2 separate regions of the Homo sapiens genome follow, and region 2 is linked to region 1. The links are chromatin loops, found by intact Hi-C in ENCODE. Cell type or tissue: Calu3. All regions are shown on one strand. Each heading gives the region's core, and the rest is flanking DNA. Links, peaks and the distances in the headings are about the cores only. Region 1 overlaps LOC124902515 (a long non-coding RNA gene). Region 2 has its middle 86 kb from the start of LINC01153.

Evidence for each region. A loop is a pair of places that touch in the nucleus more often than their neighbours do. Peaks named below come from ENCODE experiments on the same cell type or tissue, not always from the same donor. Only the 100,000 strongest peaks of a DNase experiment are listed, where the experiment ranks them.
Region 2: it touches region 1 in a loop (2.8-fold over the local background); 2 of 110 quality-filtered maps call a loop at or near these places.

The regions. Positions count from the first base shown.
Region 1 is chr10:121,157,338-121,160,156 of GRCh38, forward strand. The region is part of intron 1 of LOC124902515 (a long non-coding RNA gene); the gene reads right to left. Among named protein-coding and RNA genes, the nearest start is that of LINC01153, 20 kb to the right of the region's middle. RefSeq lists an enhancer at 1,576-2,775. In Calu3, for the core only: no CTCF peak of the experiment used is centred there; DNase peaks (open chromatin) are centred at 864, 1,724, 2,094 and 2,534.
Region 2 is chr10:121,091,498-121,094,316 of GRCh38, forward strand. No RefSeq gene overlaps it. Among named protein-coding and RNA genes, the nearest start is that of LINC01153, 86 kb to the right of the region's middle. In Calu3, for the core only: no CTCF peak of the experiment used is centred there; a DNase peak (open chromatin) is centred at 1,104.

The sequences.
Region 1 (2,819 bases), core at 280-2,779:
TATTGAGAGGATATTTACACTTCTAGTGAAATGTTTGAGCATATACTAGTGGTAAGCACTAGAAAATGAAGAAAACAAAGAAGATAATTATTAGCTCCAGGGAAAAGAAAAAGCTGCACAAGAAAAGAAACATAATCATAGTACACTACGTGACTCAGCTCAAAATATGTACTACCATAAAGAAAGTATTACACATTAAATATTCTAAAATATAATATAACTACCAGGGAGGGTGGAAGAAGAGAAATGGAGGAAGGGTGGAAAGAGGGCATGTGTAAGTTACATCTTTGCCTTCAACAACAGGTCAACAGACAATCTCTAGAACTCAAAAGAAAAAATCATGGAATTGAAGTGTATGTTAACTTTCTATCACTGCCATAACAAATTACCAATAATTTAGTAGCTTACAACAACACAAATTTGTCTTAGTGTTCTTCAGTTTAGAAGTCTAGGCCGGGTGCAGTGGCTCACGCTGGTAATCCCAGCACTTTGGGAGGCCGAGGCGGGTGGATCACCTAAGGCCAGGAGTTCGAGACCAGCTTGGCCAATGTGGTGAAACCCTGTCTCTACTAAAAATACAAAAATTAGCCAGGTGTGGTGGCGGGCACCTGTAATCCCAGCTACTCAGGAGGCTGAGGCAGAAGAATCACTTGAACCCGGGACGTGGAGGTTGCAGTGAGCTGAGATCGCACCATTGCACTCTAGCCTGGGCAACAAGAAGGAAACTCCGTCTCAAAAAAAAAAAAAGAAGAAGAAGAAGTCTAAAACAGGTCTCACTAGAGTGACCATCCAGGCAAAATCAAGGGGTCAGCCGGGCTCTGTTTCTTTCTGGAGACTCTGAGGAGAAACCGTTTCTTTGCTCTTTGAACTGTTGGAGACTGCTTACATCACTTGGCTCATGGCAAAGAGCCAGTGATGATGTATCAAGTCTGAGTTCTAACTTCTGCTTTCTTCTTCCACTTTTAAGGTCCCTTATGATTACATTGGCTCCATCCAGAGAATCCTGGATAATCTTCCTATTTTAAAGTCAACTGATTAGCAGCCGTGATTCCACTGGTGGCCTTAATTCCCCTTTGCCATATAAACTAACATATTCACAGGTTGTGGGAATTAGGACATGGACACCTTTGGGTTAGGAAGGACAACTATTCTGCCAACCACAGAGTGTAAGTGTATATTGGGAAGTGTGAGAAGAAACTGTGAAAAAGTGAAAAATAGCTCCTCCTGGGGTTTGGGAAGAACAGGGAAGAGCCAGCTGTTTTCTTTATAAACTAGTACTACTCTGCCTTTTAAAAAGAAAACCTATGTTAATGTATAACTTTAATTAAAATAACAATTAAATTACAAAATAAAACTGCCGTAGCCAGGAGAAATATTAAACAGGCAAGAGCCATGACCAGATTTGTCTTTTTAGAAAATTCCCTCTTGAAGCTGTGTGGATTCAAAGATGGGAGTTAAAACTAAACTCACTCATTAATGATATGCCTGGGGAAGCATCTCAGGTAGAGAGAAAAAGAACTGCCTTTAATGATGTCTAGAAGGTGTGATCAAAACCCTACAGAGGAAATCCAAGAAGAAAAGAAAGAAAACACAAAGAGGGTGTATTTAAAATCAGCATCCAGAACTCTGTACCTGGACTCAGCTCTGCAACCATGTCAGTGTGACTTCCTCCTGCAGGCCATGACCCTCTGGGGAAGGGGCCAGGCCTTCATCACAGTCAGATGTAAACAGGCACCTGGTAAGTGCTTGCACAAACAGCAACCCACAGCTTGTAACTACACAGTCATCCCATTCAGGTCTGCCAGGAGTTCTCATGACTGCCATGGGACTAACAGAGCATTTTTGTTCTCTTGGCTATTACCTTTTAAGTATTTCCTTAATTTAAAATTAATGTAAAATTCAATAGCAACACAAGGAAAATCATACCTGAAGGGTTAATCGTCCATTGAAACAAACACCGGCTCCTTTCACTGGCATTTTGCATTATTGTATCATAAAGATAATGGGCAATGACTCATTCAACTGAGAAGGAAATAGTTCAAAGCTAAAATTATTTTGGTTCATTCCCAGTATTGACAGAATGTGTGTGTATGTGTGTGTGGGTGTGTGTGTGGGTGTGCATGTGCCCACACACATGCATATTTTCAAACAGTCCATAGAAATAGGAGACACACCTATATTGGATACTACAGTAACAGTTAACACAGGCAAGTGCTTGATAGTTTAGAAGGTTGACAAGACAATCTGGAGGTAAGTAGTATTATTAACCCTGTTTTATAGATGCAGACACCAAGGCTCAGAAAGATTATAGAACTTGTGAAACACAATTGTCTAGTGAGTGAGTGAGCTGGGGGCTTGAACAACTGTCTCTCTGACCCTCAAATTTGTACTCTTTTTCTCTGTATCTTGCCATCAGTGAAGCTCAAACCTAACACATGACAGGGTTTCAGAAACATCGATCAGAGCAGAGCCCGACTTACACGGCATGGGCAAAATGACTAGCCGAAACCATGATACCACTGTGTGGGTATCATGAAAACCACCATGAGCAACACAACCACAAAGCCCCAGGCATCTCAGAAGGGGCCACTCCCCAGAGCTCTGCCTTCGTTTGCTGCTACCTGGTCCTCTGAACATGCCCTGGCAAGTAGTAGATACCAAGTGTCAGGGGCTTAACAGAAATTTTAGGGAGAAAGACTTACAACTAATTTTTTAAAATTCAGTGCATTTTAGGAGAAGGTGGTCATTCACATATCTTAATCTGTCACTTTAGTCAGACACTTTGGTCTGCTCAAAGCTCATCGGTATCCCAGAAGATC
Region 2 (2,819 bases), core at 70-2,569, 66 kb before region 1:
TTAAGGTGTGACTTTCTGGTAATTCTTCAGTCTGGTCGTGGACTTTATCAGTGGCTACCAGAAGCCAGTCTTCCAACTCATAGCTTAAGAATCATCAGGGCCCTTGATAAAGGTGCAAATTTTCAAGTCCCATCCCCTGAGGTTTTAAACGGCTTCAGAGAGTGGCCAGAACCACAGTGTCCAGGAGTCTCAGTACCACTAGCTGGAGATTCTGAGCCCAGGGAGAGACAGCTTCTGATTGATCCAGGTGGGTCACATGCTCGCTCTTGGTCAGATAAAGGATGACACACCTTGATGGGCAGTTCTGCCAACACTGGGTCCCTTGGAACTGGGTAGCTCCCTAAAGTAAGTGGAAGAAAGGGGAATGGGTGCTGCCAGCAACACCAATGACCACAACAGAGGCCATCTTAGGCCACCCAAGTAGCAGTTTGTTAATCTCTCCTTCGTCTTAACTGCTACTATCCTCCCCGATGCAACCTGGAGTGCCCAGCTGGTGCATACAGCAGGCATCCATGTGCATGGGTTATATGGAATACCTGGGAATACTTGTATTCTGACTTCTGGTCTTGATCTGAAGTAATCAGGCTTTTGACTCTGTGCTTCATTTTGACAACGGAAGCCAAACTCCTGAGGGCTGGCTCCATTGATTGCAACAGAGTCTAGATTTTTATTTATTTTATTTAACAAACTCTTCCATATGCAAGCCAGTATTCTAAGTGCTTTACAAATATTAACTTATTGAGTTCTCATAAAAACCCTATAAGAGAAGTACTATTACATGCCAGGAACCATTTAAGGGGTTGTACCCATATTATCTCTATTCTTCCAATCCATCCGGTAAGGGGACAGGAATCATTTTTCTTCATTGACAAGACACTGAGATTCAGAGGTTATATAACTTGCTCAAGGTCTCACAGCAAGTGGCAGAGTTGCACCTTGAACTCTAGTAAGGAAGAATGAGTAATGCCAAGGGAATCTTTGAAATGGCATTTAATCCTAGAGTTACCAGTTAAGCTCTTCCATGCTAAGAACATCCAGGTTCAAATGGGCCAAGCCCTGGGGGACAAGTTGTGTCTTCTTACAAACAGAAACAGAGGCACAAACCAAAAGGACTTGCCTAAGTTCCAGCTGTGGGCAGGAAGCCAGTAAACACATGAAACCCCCAGCGGCTGGCTGAACATTCCTATAGCTTCGATGTGCCCTCATTCTGTTAAAATGTAGTGACCAGGAAATTCATCACTGCTTATATGAATTATATGTTTTTTCAATGAAAAGAAGAAAGCTCTGTTCACTCATGGAGACTTTTATTCAAGCGTCAAGCTGTATTTTAATTTTCTAGTAGCAAGTATTGCAGTCAGCCACACTCTTAAACAATGACCTCAAATTCCTCTTTGCCTTCATTGCAGTGACAATGTTGTTACAGCTGACTAATGTTTTTTTCTCAGTTGGCATGGCTAACCAATATTTTCTGAGTTAAATACATCTCTCCAGGTTTCCCCAGGTAGGTTCTGGGAAGGAAACTCTTACCCCTGATTTGGAAGAAAGGTCCCTGGGTTCATTTTAAAATAATAAATATACAAGTGTATATTAATTAAAGAAAATAAACAAATGACATCATCTGTGGGTTTAGAACTCTTCTGTTCAGCTGTTGGATCCAAATAGGTTTTTATGATCCTGGATTTACATTCAGATTGGTATAGTGCCTGTGACTATGGTAGACTTTAACAGAGAGAAAGGAGTTACATTATAATCTGTATGCAATAATTCCTTTCCCATAGGTGGCAAGAACATGCTTTTCTTCCTGAATTTCCTTCACTTGGGTGTGAACGTAAAAATAATCAGTTGGAAAGTGTATCAGTTATTTATTGATATTTATTGCTGTGTGAAAAACCACCCAAAATATAGTCGCTTAAAACCACCATGTATTGCTTCTCATGGCTCTGTGGGTTGATGGGGTGGTTGTTTTTCTAGTCTCAACTGAAAGGCTCAACTGAGGCTCATTTGTGTGGCCTCATTCAGCTGGCCCCTCAGCCGGGTCTGGGGGGTCTAAAATGACCTAATTTACCTACCTGTCTGGCGCCATGGTACTTGGCCAGGCCTCTCTCTTCATGTGATACCTCAACATTCAGTAGCTCGGGTTTTCTTACATGGTGGCAACAGTATCAGGGCTTCATTATGCCCAAACTCTGGAGCTCCTTAATGTCACCTCTGCCACATTCTATTGACCAAAGGAAATCATGAGGCCAGTCTAGGCATAAAGGCATGATGAAATAGATTCCATATTCTAATAGAAAGGGCTGCAAAAACTATTTTCTTTGTTTTCACATACAAAATATATTCACTGCTTGCCCAAAGGTTGTATCCCATTATGGTGTCAGTCTTGGTCTCAAAGTCAAGGATCTCAATCCTCTAAATGCAGATACAGATGAGGTGCCTTGGCTGCTTTTCTACAGGTGCAGCACTATGGCCACATCTCCCCTTGAAGCAGAGGCCTATAAACTAAAGAGACGTGGTACCTGCCCCCTACTTTGCAACATACCTGGTGAAACAGGGACAGGATAATCACCATAAACAATTCCATTCAAAAAGAGGAGGAAGGGGAGGCACATGGCGGTTACGGGTCCATAGCACTTTGAAATCCAGCCAGGCATCAATTGCCACTTTCCCAACTCTAGGAGTATGGAATGCTCCTTGATTAGGATCCACTTCTACTCCTTTGGAGTGGTTCCATAAGCCATTGTTCTTGGCTCTTGGCTCCACTCTCAGGGATCTTGGCTCTGCCCCCTGAGTTGTCCTTCCTTTCCTATAAGAGATGGCAC